2 separate regions of the Mus musculus genome follow, and region 1 is linked to region 2. A link is a loop called in an ENCODE intact Hi-C map of the cell type or tissue named here. Cell type or tissue: heart. All regions are shown on one strand. Each heading gives the region's core, and the rest is flanking DNA. Links, peaks and the distances in the headings are about the cores only. Region 1 overlaps Trio (triple functional domain (PTPRF interacting)). Region 2 overlaps Trio (triple functional domain (PTPRF interacting)).

Evidence for each region. A loop is a pair of places that touch in the nucleus more often than their neighbours do. Peaks named below come from ENCODE experiments on the same cell type or tissue, not always from the same donor. Only the 100,000 strongest peaks of a DNase experiment are listed, where the experiment ranks them.
Region 1: it touches region 2 in a loop (2.2-fold over the local background); 5 of 42 quality-filtered maps call a loop at or near these places.

The regions. Positions count from the first base shown.
Region 1 is chr15:27,976,125-27,987,661 of GRCm38, forward strand. All of the region lies in intron 1 of Trio (triple functional domain (PTPRF interacting)), which reads right to left. It overlaps Gm29975, which reads right to left. Exons shown (of 5, transcript XM_017316826.2): 1 at 1-11,537. Among named protein-coding and RNA genes, the nearest start is that of Gm29975, 13 kb to the right of the region's middle. In heart, for the core only: no CTCF peak of the experiment used is centred there; no DNase peak of the experiment used is centred there.
Region 2 is chr15:27,919,282-27,930,818 of GRCm38, forward strand. Trio (triple functional domain (PTPRF interacting)) reads right to left here. Exons shown (of 57, transcript NM_001081302.1): 2 at 1-10. Among named protein-coding and RNA genes, the nearest start is that of Gm29975, 70 kb to the right of the region's middle. In heart, for the core only: no CTCF peak of the experiment used is centred there; DNase peaks (open chromatin) are centred at 6,830 and 7,960; H3K27ac peaks cover 1,149 bases.

The DNA of each region.
Region 1 (11,537 bases), core at 5,371-7,870, 56 kb after region 2:
GAGAAGCTCTTTATGACAGGAAGTAAACAAAGCAGCTTCAGGAAGTCCCTGAAATGGACCAGATTCACTAGATACCTCCCTCCCCAAGAGTATATAAATAGTAAAGTCAATTGGCGAATGAGCCAAGCTGGAAAGAAGACTCCATAACAAGGCAAGCTGCGTGGAAGAAGGTGAAACCAAGCAACCTACAGGGGATCAGCAGCAAACTCCATAAAAGAAAGACCATCCAAGTTACCTGGAAGAGGCTCTGGCCAACAGAGCCACCTGGAAAGGACATTCTCCAACCTGAGCTGCCTGCACACTGTGCTATGTGCTCTAGCTTTGGTGGGCTATTGTCACCTATGCTGTGGTTGGCTTTGGTGGTGCAGCTGTCTGAGTCACTGTTTTTCCTGTAAGTAACCCCTCACCTATATTCCTGTAAGTAACTCTAGTAAAACTTGATGATACACTAAGTCATACTTTGATGGTATTTGTACTTTGGACTGTCTTTAGTTCCTTATCTAGGGTCAGTAGAAGTGTGTGTGTTCTGTCTTCCCAAGAAAAGTCTGTCACACCAAAATTTTTGGTTTAGTGAGGTTTTTTTCTTTTCTTTTCTTTTTTTTCTTTTTATAAAGATAACTTCTAAAATACTAACACATGCTGTGTTTTTAACAATATGGTATGAAAAATAATAAAAATACCTAAGAAATTTCATGGAGGGTACTGTATAGTTTTTCATTTCTCAGAGGTCCCTCTTTGCACTCTTCCTTTTTTTTTTTTTTTTTTTTTTTTGAGAGACAGAGTCTCACTATGTAACTCTGGCACTCCTCAAATTCACAGATCCACATGTGTGTCTGCACCCGGAGGGCTGAGGGGCCCCCAGTGCTTTCAAGGGTTTATGCTCTGCCTTCAGCCAGTGTCCACCACAGACAGGAGAGCAATCTCCACTCTGAACAAGTGCAGTGAAGACACAGTGGCTTCCTGCAGCTGCTGAGAGGCAGTTGGCTGGGTCAGGGTTTCTGAATCAAACAGTGGGCTGCTTCACCACGCAGATGAATTCTCAATTCCTGTTCCTGTCTATCATGTATTCTATCGTCCAGAGAACCTCCAGTCCAACAAAGGCAGCCAAGGACAGTGTGGGGAGACACTCTGTCACTCTGTAAACACCCCCAGCACTCAGGCTAAAGACACACTTCCTGCAGCTGCAAATGACACAGGGTGGCCCTTTGGATTTTCCTGACGACAATACCTTTGCACCTCTGTCGTTCTCTGTATATTTCCCTTTGCTCTACCAACATCCACATCCAACTTTATCCCAGCCAAGGTAAATACAGGAAAAAGGAGCTTAAGAGTGAGGATCAGAATGAGGGGGAACACAGACCTCAGATCTCAAACCTGACAAACCCCAACAAATCATTTCTAACACAACGGACACGTCAGTGGGGACAGAATAACCCAGTATGCGCTCTTAGGATCTCTGCTGTACTGCACGGAAGTGGAGAGGTGCAGTCCCTTGGGGTTGGTGGCTCTACACTGAATCAGAGCACCCAGTTACTTTGTAGTCACTATCCTGCTTTTGTCCTTGAAAGTCTGGGTGGCATGTCGCTAGGGACAACACGGAGCACCTGACAACATAGTACCCACAACCATCTTTCAGGGATGGCCTCTCTTTATTGAAGCCACTCTAGCATTGGTGTTTTAATTACTGGATTAAATGGTGAGATCTCACTGTACCTGAGCAAGAGCTCCCAGGCCATGCACTGCTTTGCACTGGCCATCAAGGCGAATCTGCTCACAGTAACTGAGCACATCGCTAAGCTGCCAGGCATCACAAAGACCCAAGCAACTGGCCTCGGAGAACCTGCCTTCCAAACCCACTCTGCAGAGTGAAGACAAACGAGCTGGTGTTTGCAAGGAGAAATGTGGTGGTCACACAATCACAGATGATACCTTCTTGGTTTTAAGCAAGACAAGCAGTTCTAAACAAGCATCTTCCAAGAAGAAAAACCCGGGCTGGCCTTCAGTCCATCACTATGGATAAGACCGGGCACGCTTACCAAGTTACACAGCTGTCTAAGATACCCATCAGAGGTCTGGAAAAGGGCTATTGATTTCTATACATGTACTGCTGGTCTTACTCTCTTACTTTAAGTTCCAGATAAGTTCTGAGGTCTCATGTAATAGTAAGACAGGAAAAAGGGGAAGTCTCCCTGTAGTGGTCCGAATGGGAATGTCCCTGTAGACCTAAGTGTTTGTTCCCAGTTGGTAGGACTGCTTAGGAAGGATCGGAAGATGTGGCCTTGTGGGAGGAGATGTCCCTGGGAGTGGGATCTGAGGTTTCATAGGCCACGCCAGGCCTGGTCTCTCCCTCATCCCTTAGCACCTCTGGTTAAGCTCTCAGCCACCGCTCCAGTTCCACATCTCCCTGCTTGTCACTGTGCTTCCGTCATGATGGTCATGGAACCCGTCTTCTGAAAATGTAAGCAAGCCCAATTCATTGCTTTCTTGTATAGTGGCCTCAGTCATGGTGTCTCTGCACAGTAGTAGGGAAGTAACTAAGCCACTCACCCCCTACCATCACGGGGTTGATGGGCTCACTTTCCCCCATGAATCCTGGATGCCACTGTTTCTCCAGCAGACACCAGCCCACACTTCCCAGCTCACTGAGGAGAAAGACCAACCAAGGCTCAGGCAAAGGCAGCTCCCGGTCAGGCAGGCGACTGCCCCAGGAGGCCCCTTCTGCAGAGGACAGGGATGTGCCCCTCCGAGGCGTAGTCACTGAAGCCCACAAGGACTCACTTTACAGACAGCTGTTTTTTGGGGGTTTTGTTTCGTTTTGTTTTTTTTAAAGATCATTTCTAGAACTTACTACTCTTAATTCTAAAACTATATAAAGGAAATTTAATAAAGCTTACAGGTACACTAAAAAGCTCATCTCAATGTTTATTCCATTAGGTATAAATCCAGAGAAACAATCGTCTTTGTGTGTGGTTGCAATGACTATAGTGAGAACTGGGCATGTGCCGGGCATCTCAACAGTGCTAGGGAGAGAACATGAAAGCATCTTTGGTTTTGTTTTCCTCTTGCCTTTCACAAACCTGCAAAATGAAGATTCTAGCCTCCTTACCAGTGACCTTCCAAGAAACTGGAGGAGGCCACACTTATGCCAATATACCTTAGAGGAAAACACTGCCAGGATGAAGACTCTGGAATCTCTCTCCAGAGCCTATCACAGCCTGTGGCACAGGCTCTGCAAACCTTTCCTTCCATGAACTATTATTCTTTAAGACTATGTTAGAATTTGAGAAATAAGTGATCCCATGTCAACAGAGGAGAGCACAAGAATCAAGTGTTTCCAGCCATTAACAAGAAGGTAAGAGTGCGTGGTTCATGCATTCAATCCAGGCCCAGGGAAGGCAAGGCAGGAGGACTGCTGGGAGTCGGGAACTGGCCTGGGCTAGTCAGTTCCAAGACAACCTGGACTATAAAGTAAGAATCCGTGTTTAAAAACAAACACCAAAAACTGTTAGGCTTGTGTGAGGGTCTGAATGAGAAATGTCCCCCATAGTCTCATCTCCAGAGAGCACACGCAGAATATGGACACCAGGACCCCAAGACACAGCTGTGTGTCAGTCGTGCATTCCACGGGTCCCCATTCTAGCTGCATTCTCTCCAATAAGTCTGTCTGATCTCATTCTAACAGACCTGATCTAGCCTGTAGTGTCCCCTCCTCCCTCCCCTACCCCACCTCTTGTTCTTGTTGGCACAGTGACAGTACTGCTAGAAGGTAACCCTTAGGGAATGGTCTGGGGCAATGTGAAGCACACCTCATGATGTGAACTGGAAATCCCAGGCACAAGGGCAGCAGAGCTTTAGCAAATTCACTTTGGGCGAAGAAGCAAGAAGGAGCAAAAAGCAAATGAGCAATGGCCACCAGGACACAAAATGCCAACGGCCCAACAAGGTTCTCCAGTCTCATCTGACTAAGCTCCCAGGGACGTCTCTGCAAGTGAAAATGGTCCTCAACAGGCGTGTCTTAGCTACTGAGGAGGGAGCTGTTGCTACTGTTTGAAAGCTGTTCATCCTTGGAATTTTCAAACAATAAGCTTGTTAAATCATTCAAAAAAGAATAATATTTTCTTTGAAGAAAGATAGCTTAAGGCCTTTTAAAAGAGATGTCAGTCAGGAGATTACTTAGCAACTCTTTCTTAATAATTTTAAACCTAATTTCCCCCAAAAGCAAAGGCAAATTCTTTCATTATAAATAGCTCTCCACTGCCTTTTGTGGGACGTGGACACGAAACACTTGATCTGAGATGCCTTTCAAGATAAGGTGACTGGGGATGAGCTGTAACAACTACGACTCAAGCGGACGTTAGTCTCATCAGAAGGACTAAAGACCGGCTATGCCGAGCAGATCTTTCCGGAGGCTTCCTGGCATTAGTGCCAAGATGAAGGGTAAGATGCCCTGCAAGTGAAGAATGATCAAGTTACAAGTACAGGTGGCCCTTGGGAGGGAGTTCAGCCAGGAGTGCACAGTGGGCTGGACTGAAGGTCATGACGGAGCTAAGGTTTACAGAGTCCAGTCGCGGTGCAATGCAAAGGTCCTCACGCCATGTCCAACACTAGGATCAGAGTCGCCCTCGCAGTGCACCCAGCACAGCAACTTCAAAGTTGCTTCAAAGATTATCTGAAATCTCTGTCCTTCGATCTCTAAAATCACCAAGTTTTAAAAATTCCAGTGCTGCAATTAGCACAACTAAGTGCTAGGCCAAGAGAGAAAGATACTGCACGGGAAAGGAAATGAGTCCAATGTGCTAGGCTTTAAAAGACCATGTTTGGGGGCTGGGGAGATAGCTTAGTGGTTAGGAACACTGGGTGTTCTTCCAAAGGACCCAGGTTCAATTCCCAGCATGCACGTGGCAGCTCACCGCTGTCAGTAATTCTAGTTCCGGTGGATCTGACACCCTCACGCAGACAATACAGGCAGGCAAAACACCAATATGCACACATTTTTTGAAAATCATGTTAGAAGGAAGAAAACAGACTGTTTTAAGTAAGCTACATATAAACATTCATATCTGCAGAAAGAACTCTAAAAGTGTATGTTCAAAATTACAAGATCATCAAAGGGTGTCTTTTCTTACTTTGTCTAAACCCCCATGAAATGTGCTGAAAAACAATTCTCCATAGCCCTTGTGTCTGCACATCCTCCAGGCAGAGACACTATCTGTTTAGGTTGTCATTACTGAGTTACTAGTGAGTACGCATAGAGGCAGTGTCTCTCTCCAGATCACAGGGCTTGCTCACAGCCTTAGAACACAGGCTCCCTTCAAAAATAAAAGCCAGCAGGCATGAAAAACATGACTAAGTGCAGGATCCCTTATTACAGCACAACCCATGCAAATGTCAACCGGGCTTCCATTCTGTCAGGTGGGAATTGGGGCTTAGAGAATTATGGGGAATGTTACCATAACTACTGCTACTCCCATGAGTAGTAAAGTCCTCTAACTCGGGAGTCTCACACCTGATTGCCAGCAAATCCAAGCACACTGTTGTTACAGGAGGGAGGAGAAAGGAAGAAAAAGTTCAAAATGATCACAGTCCTTGACAAATATATGTTCCTGTTGCCATCTAAGATATTTATCACTGGCTAGAGACTGCTTCGCAGCATGCACCAAAAGCCTGACTACTACTATAACTGCTTAAAAATGACTGCACGTTCTCTTTAAAGACAAGGGAGAAAAGAAAAAGGAAGGCAAACCAAGAGGACTCTTATTGCTACAAGACAGCCTGATCCAGGCAGTGGATAGTCAAATTTTCCCTGAGGGCCTGCTCTGAGCAGACTGCTGTACTAAAAGCTGAGGGTAGAGACGAAATCAGGACAGACAGGAAGCACCTGGATATACACCATAATTACCCGGCAAATGCAACGAGCCAGCACCAGGTGCTCTGGGAGCAGAAGAAGGATCCAAAACAAGTGGGAGACAAGGAAGGCTCCCCTGGCTTTCTACATACGTTAGCTAGCCACATGCAACACAACTTCATCCCGCCTTCATGAAGAGAAGTCTTCAAGTTCCAGCAATCAGCACAAACTTGCTGGATCTCCATTCAGCCGATATCACAAGTCTCACAATCACAGGCCACAGTGAAGTTACACAATGGACACTAGGCATTGTGTAAACTATGACCTAACAGGAAAACAGTTCTGTCACCTGAAACTACGGCCAAGGAGCCTTCACGACTTTGGGAAATAAAGCCTTGCAGTATGTACTAATCATGAGCAGATGCTACGTCAAGCCTCAGGCTCCTTGACAGTTCATGTAAAACTCCGACACTGGAAGACAGCTAACAAACAAACAAACAAACAAACAAACATAGACGGTAGGTTTTCCAAGAACTCTGGACTCACAGCCAAAGCATGAGGCTCATGCACTCTGTGACTTTGGGAAACTCACCTAACCTCCCAGACAGCAGTCAAGTGGGGTCAGACCCTGTGTGAGTGCACACACTAATTCTGTCAAGTCATTAGACTTGCAATTAATTCTCATGTAAGTGTCCTGAAAAACATGAATGTCCCCAACTGACAGGTACAAAAACATGTGGTCTCCTGTGTGACTTAGACGCACTTGATTCCCAATCACAGCACATCTTCACTAAGATATCAGGTAGTATCTTTCCCTGGACATCAGAAACATATATTATCGATGGCCAATATTAAAATGAAGGGGAAAAAAATCCTAGTGGTATCCCAACCCAAACATATACATAACACTCACTTACTTTGGGTTTTTAAGTCTTTTTTGTTTGTTTGTTTTGTTGTTGTTGTTTGGTTTTTTGAGACAGGGTTTCTGTGTAGCCCTGGCTGGCTGTCCTGGAACTCACTCTGTAGACCAGGCTGGCCTCGAACTCAGAAATCTGCCTGCTTCTGCCTCCCAGGCGCTAGGATTAAAGGCGTGCGCCACCACGCCTGGCTTGCGTCTTAAATGGACACAAACAGCTACATTTGGGTAGACCTGGTGAAAGGCCACCACTGATCCTCCTGTCCCCAACTCAAACCACACAGACACAAGGGCAAAAGCTGTAAGTAGAAGACCAGAAGAGTGTTGTGCATGGACATCTGACAACTGGGCCTACTCTAGCAACTTCAGCAATATGACTATACAGAGTTGAAACTGTAAACAAGGGCCTCCGGGCCTATTCTGCAGGAACTCAACAAGAAGCTGTTTATCTCAGAGTGCAAAGTAACAAAAGTAGAGCAATGAAGGGATTTTTAAAAAGCATCTGGCCAACACCATGAGAACAACTATGGAAGACAAGACTCATCGATGGGTATAAAATTAAAGGCGCAATGCCTGAAAAGTAAGACACCTGTACATTCCCCCCCCCAAAAAAATCCCCATAGGAAATCATAAAGAGGAAAATTAAATTTTCCCAGTGGTAGCTGCCACTTAACTACTTGACCAAAGTCATCAGTCTTGGTGTCTGAGAAAAAGATTTACATAACATAAAATAAAAGTATACAAAAATTAGAGACGTGACTAATATAAAAACTGATAATAAGGATGTTAACAACTCTGGTAAAATAGCAACATTTGGAAAATCTAGGTAAAGGTATATAAGATTTTTATTTCGTTTGGTTTGGTAAAAATTTTGCCATGTTTTTGCAAGTCTAACGTTATCTCAAAATAAAAGTTAAAAATGCTTATTTTGTATGAGCATACATATATGTACATAGGTTAGAAAACTTTCTGTAATGACACATCTAAATCATTGTAAGACTATACAGGTTGAATCCAGAAATACTTGGGGCCAGAATGTGTCAATAATTCTATTTTTTCAGGCTTTGGGACATTTACACATCCATGATGAGATGTCTTAGGAGTGAGCATCAGGTCAGAAGGTGAAGGTAATCTTTTATCATACCCTTGCACTTTAGTTTCGACTGTGAGCTGTCACATGACATCAGATGTGCCCGGTGCCCTGTCCCGGCACTATTAGGTTAGCACTCAGAAGCCTTCACATTCAAGATTCTTGGATTAGGACGTCTGCACACAATTCCTGCTGAGTGTGTCCCACGTCACTTAGCATTGCCAACTATGCCACCTCAGTTGTACATGCTCAGACATGTGCCCATTTACTTCCGCAATATCCCTAAAAGAACATCATCTATTAAAATACTCATTTCACTCAAATAGCAAAGTTCCTAGATGGACTCCACCTAGCAATACCACCACAGCAGTCTGCACTGAGTTTAACAATGTATCATCTCTTGCTACATTGTTGCGCTCACCCTTCTTCCCCCCTCTCCACAATGAGACACCTGCATAGCAGCAAAGAAACCAGTTACTACAGTGCCCTTTACACTCCTAACCAAAGACTGTACTACCATCTGGCTTAGTACTTCCACCCACGCTCCTAATAAATAAAACCATCAACACAATGGAAACATGAGCCACCTCTCTCACACTCAGAGACCTGTGCCTATATGCAGGAATAGCATGGCTCAGGACTATGTGCCCCAAAGCATTTAAGGAACTTCTTTAAGGAGAAAGGTTCTCAGCTGTGTTAATGTTACTGGCTGGGTTTACAACACAGCAATGCTTAATATTTAAGCAAACAAATGCTAGATTCCCTGAGCCTAGAAGGCTCACTCAGGTGTAGGTCTGAGACAGTACCAAAAAAAAAAAAAAAAAAAAAAAAAAGTAACACTGGCTATAGCATAAGGAGACTCCAGTGGCGGGACCAGAGCCCCACAGTACAGACGTACTAACAGCCACTACTACATCCAGAAGGGCTTGGGGCACCAGCAGCATCAAGTGATGAATCTGGAAGCTCTAAGGCTGTGTTAAAGTGTTAATATGCAGTTTCACACAAACTGACCAGAAAAACATGTGGAAATAATGAAAAGATGTCCTTCCAACATGGCACTCTCTGAAAGCCGAGGACAGGAAGTCGATATGGTGGTTAGAGATTAACTTCTGAACTGCCCAACTGCCTGAGCATCTCTGCACACCATACACAGTGGCTCAGCTCCTGCTTTGGACCAAATGGAGATGATAGCACACAGCACTCTATTTGAAAATACTGTCTAGACATGAGGAGTCAATCAATTCCAGAATGCATAGACATGAGGAGTCAACCAATTTCAGAGTGCAGACTACTATGTTTATAAAGAGAGGTACATAATTGTAATCTCATCATACTTTATACATAAGCAGAACATTGGCCATTTATGATCAACTAGAAAAAAAACATAAATACCAGGGCTAGAGTGATTTGCAATGATGGGTGGGTGCTTGCCTACAATGCACAAGGCCCTGAGGTTGCTGCAAACAATAAGAAAACATACTCCTCAAAAGGGCAGCTAGACTTAAAAGAGTCTTATCTGGACATGTGTACCTATAGGTAAACGTCTCCTCAAGCAGAAAACAGAAGCAATGTGCACTTGTTCCTTAAACTGCTTGCTTGCCTTCTCCAGCGAGCGTCCCTTGTGTCACAACCAATGTTTATGTAGCTCTCTCCAGCACAGACATCCCGGAAAGCTGCATCCAAGTATTCAAATCAGAGGTGTGCATCACACCAAAGCTCAGAACTGCCCTCCAGAAAAGTGGCCCAGGAAGACAGTTTTCGGAAATCCTTCCCAAATATGCACCCTCACAGTGGCCGACAGGCTTTCAATGTACCTGCCCGCAGACCCCCGTTTCACCCCAGCCACCGGCAGAACGCTAGAACAATTTCTGCAGAGAACCAAAGTTCTCCAACCACAAGCTGGCGTAAGGAAGCACATGACGTATTTGGTATTTCTTCCTTGGCGATGATGAATACTTTATCTTTAGAGTAAACTGAGTCTCACAAGAAGATCACCTGTAACGTGCACATGATCAGAAAAGCCAATCAGGCTGGACTGGTGCGTGCGCCTGGAACCCTCACACTTGGGAGGTAGGTGTGAGCTGAGCTGGGTTGTACATACTAAGCTTGAGACCAGCATGGACTATTAAACAGCAAGAGTGTTTAAACACACACACACACACACACACACACACAAAGGACAGTAACAATAGTGCTGGTAGAGGTGGTGATAATGATGATAAACCAATCAATTAATACAACACTAGAGATCCCTTTTTAAAAAAAGGAAACCCAAATTTAGCCCTGAAGATAGGGGATGTCTTCGCGGAACTAAGTTCAATAACTGGACCTTGATAAAGCTGCTTTTACTGTTTTGGCTATTTGGTTATTGTGCTTCATATCAAACCTGAGGCTCCTTGCTTGAACAGAGCTATGGACTCAGCCATGGTGTGCTCCTTCCACTACGGCTGTCAACACTTGTGTCTTATTCAGGATGTCTGGTTAACTGTCTGAGCAAGCTTGGTTTACACACTTTTTTACCAATGGCCTTACAGGTAGTTCAATCTATGCTGTCCCTGCATAATAAACAACTTCAGAAATAATTTGTACAATTTACTTTAGATTTTCAAGAAGTTGCTGACAGAAGATTGCTTCTATTTAAATGAGATAACACATAAGATAATCCTTCTCTTGTCCCAGGGACATGTGACAAAATCCCCAGATATAGTATGGAACCCAAAATGGTATGGAACACTGTGCTATCCTAACAGTCAGTCTGGTACCAAGATGGCTACCGAGCAGTAACCAGCAGACACACTGTAATGTACCTAGCACAAGACACTGGAAGAAAAGCTGAGTCAACTTCTGCTGAGCACGGGCAGCAATGAGCTTCCATCACACTACCCACAAAGACGTGCAAATGAAAATAGGAATTATAGCCAGGCAGCTGGAGCTCCATGAATTCGAGGCCAGCGTGGTCTACTTAGTGAATTCCAGGACAACTGGAGCTACACGGTGAGACCCTGTGTGAAAAATAAATAAATAAAAGAAAAAAGAAAAAGAAAGGGGGATGGAAGGCAGGCAGGCAGGAGGATGGGTTCTACGTTTTCAGAGTTCCCCAGTTAAAATGTTCAGATCACCGCTGACTGTAGATGAAGGATACCAGGGACTGCAAAGAACAGCTATCTCCTGGCACAAGGAAGTGCTGTGTATCCCAAATAGAAGCACTCTCTTTTGTAGCCACCATCTGCCTCTGCTACAGATGACACGCTGCACTGTATCTGAACACCTGCCTTTTCACATTTACAAACGGTCACATCCCTGGTATGTTGGGGGCATCATTAGTGTGAGGTACAAATGAGCCACTTTGTAGGGCTAAGTCAAAAAGCTAGCTCCTGGAAACAGCAAAATCATGAGGTTCAGAACCAAAATGTGCTTGCCTGGGGTCCTTCTGTAATCTAAGAAAGCATTATCAATTGCATTCTAAGTGTTAACAATATTAAGATGCATCAACAGACTAAAAGCAGTGGTAAAAAGAATATTCATTGAATATACACCTCAGGGTCATTAAGATATTTGTGGGGACTAATTTTTATTAGTTTCTAAAAATCAATTTAAGTATTTGTGACTGTGAAATGCAGCACACTCACACATAGACACTAGCCAGATTCCATCCATTCAGTTGATGGATTTGTTGGTCAACACTC
Region 2 (11,537 bases), core at 5,742-8,241:
TTCCGAAACCCTGAAAGACAGAGAGAAAAGCGTCACCAGGCTGCCTGACTGACAGGTAAGGCCCATGTTACCCAGTGCCAAACGTCAACTGTCATCATAGCCAATGAATCAATTAGGGAACCTGTCTGTCCCTGTGTGAACACACGAGACTGTCCCCAGCATTTTCTTCTATTTTAGTGCTGAATAATGGTCATTACACATGCCCAGAGACAGTGCCCCTGAAGACTCTAAGCCATGCTAGCCATAGTAGCTTGTCCCCGGAAGACACAATATGTAATCAGTTCCAATCATTTGCCAAATCTTCCTTTTAACCTTGTGGAATTTAGGTAACTGCCAGAGAAGGCTGCAGCATTGGCATTGGCAGCTTTTTTTTTTTTTTTTTTTTTTTTTTTTTGGAAAAGTCTGCTTGTTGTAGCCCAGCAAAGCCTCTAGAGGGAGCTCGATGCCTACTCTTAGTCTCCTCAGCCTGGTTAATAGCAGTACTTGCCTGGCACACAGAGGGGCTTATGCACAGCCCACACTGGCCAGTGCTCCCTCCTGGCTCGCTCCTTCTAAGCTTTTTGGGTTATACCCCGAAGAAGAGCATCAATGACTAAGCTAGCCTGTTGCCACTCCAATTTCCGAGGTGGCCAAGGCCATGGACTGAAGAACAGAAAATCTTAGAAAGCCAGGGAACAATTTTCAATTTTACGAGAGGCCAGAATACTGCCTACAACTTAGGACAAGCCAATGCGTAAGTAGAGTGAGCTGCGGCCTAAATATGCCCAGCCCGCCCACCAGGAGAGCACCCACCTAGGAACGTGGGAGAAAGATTTTCTCCCTCGTGCTCATGCCTTAGGATACTCTAAGGGAGGTCACCATTCTAGGGCTGAATGCCCATTACAACCAGAGCTGCATCTGCCATCACTAACATACTCTCAGAGAAACACAAGACAGCTCCCCCAGGCCTGGTTTTTTTTTTTTTTTCCTTCCATTTTTGTCAAATAGTACAAGGAAAAGATCTGAAACATTATTTTTCATGTTCACAACTGGTAAAAGATGTGGTCTAAGTAAAGAGTATTAAATAAGTGGAGTTCTAGTGTGCTCACTGGCCCAGTTCTCATATTCTGATAGACAGTCTCTCACCAGGCGGGCACGCTGTCACACAACTGTAATCCCAGCAACGAGGAAGCTAACACAGGAGGGCCCTTAGGTCAAGGCACCCGAATTCAATCAAATCCGGGGATGTGCACTTGGAGAAGCGCATGATGTTGAATTCACTGCTCTAACTTTATTCTGGCTGGTGGAGAGGACAGAGCCCAGTGTAAGGCCAAACTAGATTACATGCTCAGGACTGCACTGTGGTATGTGAAACCGAGAGGAGAAATCTGGGAGAAAGAGTCCTCAGACTAAGTATCAGAGTCAGTGGCCCAAGCTTCCAGCTTTTCCCAAGCCTCATACATGAAACACAAGTTCCCTGTGGCCCTTCTAAAAAAAAAAAAAAAAAAAAAAAATCAAGCATCTGAGCCAGGCAGGTGGCAATAGCCACCTTTAATCCCAGCATTCCTGAGGCAGAGGCAGGCAGCAAGGACCAAAGCCCTGAGAGGACTTCTGGCATGACCCAGCCAGGGAATAACAGACTTGAGCCAGAGCTCAGGTCTTCAGGTCACCAGGCCACTTCACTTTCTAGTGCACCAACTTTTCTGTGTGAACCGCCATGGCTGTGTGCTGGCAACCCACCAGACTGAGAAGCAGTTCTGGTTTCTAGATGGCAGATACCCGAGCCAGAGGGCTACAATTTCACCCCAGTGCCTCCAGAGCTCTTGAATAAATTCAAGCTAATCTCAGCAGCTCCCCATCCATCGAGGTAACTCAGTACCACTTTAATTCAGTACCGCTCGTGGTAAAGATGGCGGTACAGCTAAGGCAGTGGCGTCAGGCTGGTGACAGCCTGTAGCCAATGCAGATGATGAGAAGGCTCATAAGCTGGGGGATCCCAGTGAGAATGGAGTGACCTGCAGCTATAGGTCAAACCTAAAGATGTCTGACAAGAGAAATCCTTTTCTACTGTTCAGGGTCGCGAACAGACACGTCCAACAAGCCAATGTTCACCCAGGTTCTTGTCTATGCCCTAGAGAATACTTATGAAGTCAGAGTGTGCAGCTGTTTAAAAATAATTTTTCTTAGAAATTAAAAATAAACAGCTTTTTGCTATACTCCATGGGTTCTGGACTACAGTACAGAAAGGCCAGATACCTAAGACTTCCTTGGCTCGTGAATTAAAAGGCTTTAGGTTCTGGGTTCAATGGTCTTCTCCTGGAGGCATTTCTTCTTGCTGGGATTACAGGAGGTCACCCACTACAAACTCAGTTAGAAGAGATCCCTCTGAGATTCTTCACCATATCTCTGTCCCAGAGACCAAGGAGTAGCCACACTTTTACTTCTATGACCAAGAGGGTCTGCGGATGGACAAGGACCGCACAGAGAAGTTGGTGAGGTTAGAAGAGGGTGGGCAAAAGGTGGGCAGCAGGCAAGGAAGGCAACCACCAAGATCAGGGGCATTTAGCTGTGCCCATTTTCTGAACGTTTAAGTTACATAAAACCTACAATAATGTGAGCAGAAAGGTAAGGAAGCTGGTGTAGGCTTTCATGAACCACTACTGTGGGGCACGATGGGTCCCAGGGAAGGAGTGATTGACAAGCACTACTTTCTGGGTCAGGCCTACAATGTGTGTGCTGAGGATGCTCATGAGAGGGCATTTGCAGTTAGGCCTTGGTTAGCAGAGGGATGACTGTGTAAAGAGAGCTCTGGGAAGTTCTGGCTTCAAGTCCACTCTCCCCTTCCCTCCTTCCCCTTCTCTAAATGTGCATACGTAAATTAAATATCTTAATAGTTTCATCTAAGACAGCTCAACCCTGATGTTAAACAACAGAGTGGATCGTGTTACATGTTTACAATGCTATCTGGCCAGGAGCAGTAAGCCTGGGATAAATACTAAGACCACGCCACCGAATGTCTCCTGTTTCAGAAGCTGCCAACCATGCAGCAAATGGATAGCCTCCATCTTCCTCTCACTCGGGGAACTCGCTTTAGACGGAAGTAGGTGCGAGTATCCAAACCTCTGAGTACCGGGTGAAAAGGAACAAACTACCAGAGTCTGCGTCCCTGTCCGTCGTCCCCCACCCCCACCCCCGCCGCCGCTCGCCCAGTGTCCTCCAGGACTTTCTATTTCAGTCTGTAAAAGATCAGCTCTGGGTATTTAGCCTTCAGTCACACCATGATTACAGCTGTAAGAGGGAAAATTACCCTCTTTGCTCCAGGAGGAGAGATCCCACAGTTGTCTCTGACAATGGGAAATCTTTTGGGTGAATGGGGGTGGGGGGAGCTGGAATGTCAACAACCCAACAGCGCAGTGGTCAGATCAACTGTGCCCTTTTGGTCATCAGACTCTGTGTCAGGGCTGCGGTGCCACTCCAACAGAACCGTTCCCAGCAAGCCACAGAGCTCACTGACCACCACGGTGGCCTTCCATTTTTAACATCAACCAACAATAAAGGAGCAGCAGCCCTCCATCTTGGTTGCTCCCAGGAGGAGCCGCACCACGGGACATCTCCAGGTTGTGTGAGCGCTCACTCATCACTCAGCTCGTTGACCCAATAGCACTTTCCGTGTACATGTGCACAAAGACCTAAGATGAAGCTAATTATCTGAGGTAAGGGTAAGATTTTTGGTGCTGGGAAGATGGCTCAGTGGTTAAGAGCACTGACTGTTCTTCCAGGTCCTGAGTTCAATTCCCAGCAACCACAACAACCATCTGTAATGGGATCCGATGCCCTCTTCTGGTGTGTCTGAAGACAGTTACAGTGTACTCATATACAATATATACATATATACATATACATACATATATATGTGTGTGTGTGTGTGTGTGTGTGTGTGTGTGTGTGTGTGTGTGTTAAAAAGAGTAAGTTTAAAACTAAAACAGCTTCTTTTGGTAATCCACTCAGGACCTCTAGCAGATTTTAATCATTTTGAATTTCACATAATCATTCGCTGACTTAATTTTTTTTTCTTTTAGGAAAACATGGTATTTAAGAGCCCTATTATTCCTCCACAGATAGAGCTCCTGATAAAGTTGCCCGTGTGCCTTGTTCTGAATTGTCTGTCAGTCACCCACAGACTGCTTCCCAGCCACCTCGTAGGTCTCAGAGCCTGTCAGCTACCCCCACCTTACATTTATTAAACCGAAAAATCGCCTGTGGGAAAGACTGAAGCATGGCTGACGGAAGCACAGGTTATGCTACAAGTAAGACTAATAACTAAGGCAGCGTTCTAAAGCAACCACAGCAAAAATGTTAAATAGTAAGCTGGTAGCTGCTCTTACTGACGAGCCTTGGTGGTAATTACCGAATTTTACTCATTAGGTAATTGGCAGAGCTCCGGAACACAAAGGGCAGGAGATAAAACTCCACATCTGTGCGGTGGCCCCGCCCTCGCACTGCCGGCAGAGAGGGTGACGTCACCCTGTCTGAGCAAGCCGCTCCAGCGCAGAGCCTGCAGGATGCTGCTCCACTGCAGGGAGGCAGTGCTAGCGAGGTGTGTGTGGTGGGGGTGGGGTGGCCGTGTAAAGCTCACGCCAGTGTCACAGGAAGGAAGTGTTTTAATGGATCGGAATCTTCTGTGAATGCATTTAATTATGGAAGAATGTTAGAGAACAAAGGTTACATTTTCACCAGAATGCTTACTAAGATATAAAAAAATGCAAGCACAATCAACTGATGCTTATGTCATTTTTTACAAAATTATATGACCCCAGATTGGACACGAGGATGAATCACATGCACCGGGAATGTAGATGTGTCCACAAACCACCACATGGAAATAACGACAAAGCGGATTCTAATGTTTAGTAATAACCACCTGATTGGCTAACTCATCCTGTCTTATTAGTGACAGCCTATAACAGCACACAGTTAAGAAGAGCACAAGCTTTACTGACTCAAGGAAACGTCAACATATAGCTCTGGCTTTTCATTTCTTACCCACAAAGTATACAGGACAAGCTGAACTGCCAAAGGATGAAAGGCTTGTTAAGAGTATTACAAATGCCTTAAACGAACGAAGAAATCAGTAGACTTTGTTGATGTTTTAACTATGCATTAATGGTACATTGGAAGTTAATTCATAATATATAATAGGCCAGTTGTCCAAAGGCATTATATTGTATAACGGCTATTATTATATAGTGGTTATTATTATAAAAGGGGTTCCAGCTTCTTCTAGTTTCATAAAATAAAAAGGAAATATGGCCAAGGGCACCCTTAATCTTCTGATCCCAGACCAACAAAGAAGCAAACAGAGAAATTGCATTTCTCTGACTAAGTGATTCAAAATAAATCACATGGGCAACCTGTCCCCCCCCCCCCCATCTCCCTGTGCCTCTGTCTGTCTGTCTGTCTCTTTCTCTGTGTCTCTCTGTGTGCATGTGTGCTATAAAGCCTGACAGCAGACGCCACCCTAATTACATATGTGCCTCTCACTTATGCATACATGCACACATGGTTCAGTAAAGCCAACCTGATCCACAGACTGCTTTGCAGAAGAGCCCGGGGAATTGACCCAGAGCGATAAAACTCGATCCCTGAGCTATGTGAATGGATACCAGCCCAACCAAGATTGATTGTTAAGAGAAATCCTGATCCATTATCACATCAAGCATTTCATTCATTTAAATAGCCTCGCCTGGCTCCCCTTGCCTTCCACCCCACCGTGGAATTCCCGCAGGTGGCCTTGCTGTATCTGCAGCCTCCTAATCAGTGGTCAGTAGTCCTTCTGACCCCACCACTCGCCTTGAAATCGGCTTCTAGCTCACACCTCCTTCTACTGCTCTCCATAAGTTTTCCACGATGCCCCTCTGTGGCTTCTTGATGCCTTCCCGTAAGACACACACTCCCTGACATGACATAATCCTTCAGATGTGACATCTGCCTCCTGTGCAGCCTCGCTCGCTTGCCAATACTTATTCTCTCCCCAGGCGAAAATGAAAGAATCCCAACCAGACAGACGCTCAACTTCTGACCCTTTGAACTCCTACACGCATCACCAAAAACCCACTCCCATCATTCCTGTTCCCAGAAATACGTGTGCACACTGCACACACTGGGAACCCTAATACTGGATACATAACCCACTCAGCGCCTGTAGCACTCAAGCCTTTGCCACATCCTGGAAATGACCTAAATACTGGTCACAGTCACTGGGCACTGTGTCCCACCGTATGGGGAGCACGGCAGAAAACCCCAAGCAGCCATTTAACCCTAGGAAAACAACACCCTTTGCAGCTGGCAAACCTCACCACCAGTCTACAACTGGGCTCCTGAGTACAGTTCACAAAAACACAGAACTAACCATATTCTAAAGTTGCCAACCTGCTCACAATGGCCAGGCACTAAAAGTGACTGGTTCTCTTGCTGTCTCGTGTACTTAACGACGAGTCCTTCATTTGTAGTTTAAGATAGGAAAAGGTTTTACTTTGGGGTTGTTGCAATGTAATTAAAACATTATTTTCTGCCCTAATCACTGTTGGTCTCACCTCTGATGAAGGAAGGAAGGGTGGAGCATACGAAGGGAGAATGCTTAGGAGGAGGCTCATTTCTGCACTTTCACTGCAGAGAGGGGGGGGGGGGGAGCAGGAGCAGGAAGTGTGCAGGCATCAGAGGCCTGCTTCTCTGCAGTTAGCAGGGTTCACCCAAAAACAGTTGCAAGGAAATGCTTTAGTCATGAGACTTTGTGACCAGCCTGGGCTTGAGGGAACGAAGCTACGTCAACTCCACACAACTCCAGACAGAACTTCTTTGTTTTACATGTCAGCACATATGTGTCCCAAGTCCCCGAGTCCCAGAGGGCTCAAGTGGAACAGCTGACAGAACGAATCTCGGGGTTTCTGCCATATGTTTTCTGCAACAGGAACGGAACACAACTTAAACTTCTGTGAGTGCGAGGTGTGGCCAACAGGCTTGCTTCGGTCGTGTCCGCCTGCCTGTTGGTGACCATTACTAGGAAAGACAGGAAACAAATAAGGAGAACCAAGGCTTCTGAGACTTCAGATGCCACGGGACAAAGGACTTGATCCCAGCAATGAGCACCGGTTTGGATTTAAGCTCCAAATCTTATTACCTTACACATTAGTAAATCTTACGGATTATTATAGTTGATCGCCACACCAGTGTCCCTGACCCCTACGTTGGCTCCTGCCCACTTCTTTTGCTTGCTTGTAGTTCGAGACAGGGTCTCTCTTTGTAGGTCTGGCTATCCTCGAACCACCAACAAGACTTCTAGCTTCTCTAACATGTAAACTGTCAATTCAGCCCCTGTGACCTGGGTTGTGGCTGGGGACTTCCTTCCTGCAGGGGACTTCCCCGGGCTTCAGGGGCCCTGCCTATCTTGTCAGCCTCTGCTTTTACTACTCAAGGCTGAGAGTCTTAATAAGTAATCAATTAATTTGAGTGGCCACGAGTTACATCTAAACAATACTTAAATCATTATCTTGTTTATACATAAACCAAAGTTGCTAAATATTCAGCAAAATTAGGATATTGTAGGTCTGTCTGTTACAAATACACTCCAGTAAGTCACGGACCCTTAAATGTGTCAATGAGGTAAAGGCTTCATGGATTTAATTCCAACATGAAACTCACTAGAAGGGCGTATCTTTAATGAGATCCAAGAATGTGGCAGAACTTTGTAGTAGCCAGTTCCCCGATGGAGCCTCGAGCTGTTTGGTTCACTTGGCGCTCGTGTTCAGACAGAACTTTTACACACACTGATCTGCTAAGCCCTGGGGATTCCCCAACCTGCACAGTCCCTGTTTGAAGACGCTTATCGTCGAATAGAGAACAAAACATGCACGAGAGCAGAGAACAGCCTCGACTCCACTCCCAGGCGGGTCCGTCTGACAGGTGCGCATCTGGGCACGCGCTGCTGTTACTGATCTGAGGTGGGGAGGCTGTGATTAGCTGGACAATCTTAACTACCACCCGTTCCCACCCAAGCACTGCATCGTCGCTGGCATGGAAATAAACCCCAGACGACCAAGGCAAGACCCGGAACATGGAGGCCCAAGACACAGCTGACATTGTCCTTCCGTGCTTCAGCCACCCTACTTGCCTTGACAGTTCTGTCCCTGTTTTCTTAGTGTGCGCTGCAGTTCATCTGTGCTGAGGGACCAGTCACAATCAAGGTGGGCCATCCAGGTAATTTCTGGTGGGGGGGGGGGGGGTGGTGGGGCGTGGCAGGGGATGTGGAATCGTGTAAGAAACCTAGGGAGGACAACTCATGCTTCATAACTTGTTTGATTTTAGGTTGAATTCTAAACAGTCAAGTCTGACATTTTCTTCCAGGTCCTTCTATGTGGTGGAAGATGTGACTGCTGAAGAAACACTAGCCCTGACGCGATCCTACAGGCTAATGGCTTCCTGTCCAAGAAACAGGACCAGCATAACTTTGCTCATGGGTAATGAACCTGTCCAGCTGCCTCAAGATTATAGCTTTATCCCAATGTGGGCGGCATACGGCCTTGAAAGCTAAAGCCATTAATTTACTCAACACTTAACCAGGCCTGGTGCCCTGCCCTACGCCCATTTCAGAGCAGGGAAAATCACATCAGACAGGCCTGGGTGACTTCCTTTCCTGCTGGATCCTGGTAAGAGGGTAAGACACTACAGAGTATGGCGGCTGAGGAAAACCTGCTCAAGTTAACAAGAGAGAGAACACCATTTCCCTTCTCTATCCACCACCTCAACCCACCATCCCCTCATCTCCTGCAACTGCGACTGCACCTCAAATCCTCTTTCCACGCTTAGAAAAGGAAGGGCTTTTTAAAGACAGAATAAAATATGGCCGTTAAGTAAAAAAGATCTAGTAACATTCAAGGGAAATAACTGCCTTCATTGACTGCTCTCCACAGTATACATTGAGGCAGGGTCTCACACTTGAACACAACATTCTCCTGGTTACCCTAACCTAGTGACCTGCCCCAGGGAATCCCTTCATGGCCATCAGTATTCATGTGGATACCAGGTATCTTATTACGGCTAGTCCTTACACTGAGGGGCAAGACTTCATCCACTGAGCTATCTTCCTTTGCATAAGAGTGGACCACATGTGGAAGAACTGGCCTCCCTCTTGGTATCATGAAGCATCTTCACTGGTCCAAAGGAAGATGCATGCTGGGTGCAAAGGCCAGCAGAGATGGGAGGAGAGGAGGGGTGCGACTCTAAGCATCCTTTGCCTGAGGACTCAGGTAAGCCTTGGGATATGACCATCCTGCCCACAGTGCATCACCTTCCTAGACTCTCTGGGGATGCTGGAACTTAGTAAGTCAAAGCCAGGACAGGCTCCACACAAGCTTGCCCATGGTGCTCTGCGGCCCCCTCAGAGCAGGGCTAGACTCTGGGCAGTTGTGGTAACTGTCCTGACTTGAGAGAGTATGGCTAAGTTACCAAGGAAGAGCTCTAATGGTGGGATGTTCTCTTACTACTCCAGCTGGGCACTAAGAAAGGACAGAGGCTTCTGGTGGTTGTGGCCACTGACCCTCATGCTGAGGCCACACAGACGTCTCTTCCCGCTTGTCATAGGTCCCTTTCAAGACACTGGAGGTGGGGGTCGGGGCAGAGAGAGAGAATTCAGCTGTTTGCAGCTCAGCAGAGCGGCATGCTATGGGGTGGTAATTCTGTTTTCCTCGTTTCTTCTCCTAAACACTGTCACTTACAGCGGAACATGTCACCATCAGAATCTTTTCTACCAAAAGCATAAGGAATCCTTTTGCAAACTAAACTTAGTATGAATGAAAGAAGTGGGAACACTGAAGGGGCATTTAAGTGGGTGTGGCATGGACACCCACTCACTTGGTAGCTCTCCCCTTCTACAGCTTTGTATCAGGCCCTACACCAAGCAAGACCTCCTCAGCAGCTCCCTGCTCCAGGTGCTGCATCTAGAGGTTATAAGTTACTGCCTGAAGAACAGATGGGGAGAGGGGGTCAAGTAGGGTTCCGACAACGTGGTGGGCAGAGGTGAGTAGCACTGAAGTTTTATGTGTACCTCAAAGCAACACCACAGTTCAAAGTTAGTATCTCCTTCGAGGCAGGGCTCAGGGACGAAGCTGTCTGGGTCAGCTGCCTGCCACCCTGGGGAACACTGGCAGAGGCTAAGTTTCCCACACTTTCCATGTGAAATGGGGAGCCTGAGATGGCTTCACCTCCCACCAGGCTGGGTGTAATGGGCGATAGATAGAGAGACAGATGGACAGACAGAAGGATGGTTCCGAGAGAGGATGAAACGAAAGGACATAAGACATTGGTTCTCAACCTGTGGAGCAAGACCCTGAACCTTTCACAGCTATCTTGACATTTCCTACACCTCAGATATCCTGCATATCAGATTTTATATTATGATTTATAACAGTAGCAAAATTACAGTTATAAAGTAGCAATGAAGATAAATTTATGGCTGGGGGTCACCACAACATGAGCAACTCTATGATAGGGTTGCAGCATGCGGAAGGTTGAGAACCGCTGTAAGGTTTCTAACCCTACAGTCTGGTTGAGGCTTCTTGACAACTCTGAGTGAAGAATTCTAGCCACATTAACAAATCTACTATAAATTCACCAATACAGAATTACTTTTACTTCCATACAGAGACATGTCTCGTCTCCCTTCACTCCTTCCCCACCTATACATCTGCAATTTTCTGGGAATCTCATAAACAAGACTATAAATTTCATTTGCAGAAGGAAAAAAAAAGTCTTACTCATTGTTTAACCCCTATGATCTGTGGTTTTATCAGCCTGTTAATAAACTACCCAATAACCTTAGGAAATATCTTACAGCCTTATTTACCAAAAACTAAAAAGAAAAAAGATCAAAGTTCTTAGCAACCTTTTGAGGGGTAACTTCAAAAAATAAATCACCAAATGGCAACTCTTGAGACAATTACATGCAGCTCTCTTGTGAAGCACACATACACTTATAGGTACTTTCCTTCCTCAAAGACCACACACACACACACACACACACACACACACACACACCACAGCACAAACTGCTCATGCTTTACCTATGTCAAAACATCTTACAAAGCCCAAGTCTGCTTCACACTGACAGGCCCTGACATTCTTCTGGCAAAGTCAAGAGTCCAGATTTCACCTCAATAAGGGTCTCTGAAAATAATCTCCAGGGCTCCTGCTCCCAGGACTGCAGCTCCCAGGCCCACTCAGCCCCACCATCAGCAGCGGATCTGAGGAAGGTCTCACTTTTGGATGCCAACCCTGCTTTAAGAGGCTGGTCTGAGGAACCTTGTGCTCACTCACCTGAGGTTAGTGTTGGAGAAGGCAAGGGATTATTACTTACAAAGGAAAAGCAAGGTCTGAGACAAGCCACTGTTGAAGGCCACCCATTCCCCATGAAAGATGTATTTTAGAAATCAACACAGTCATGGTACATTAACCTTGGGCATTCCCTTTTGAGACTGACTATAAATTACCTAGCAACGCATGAGGCA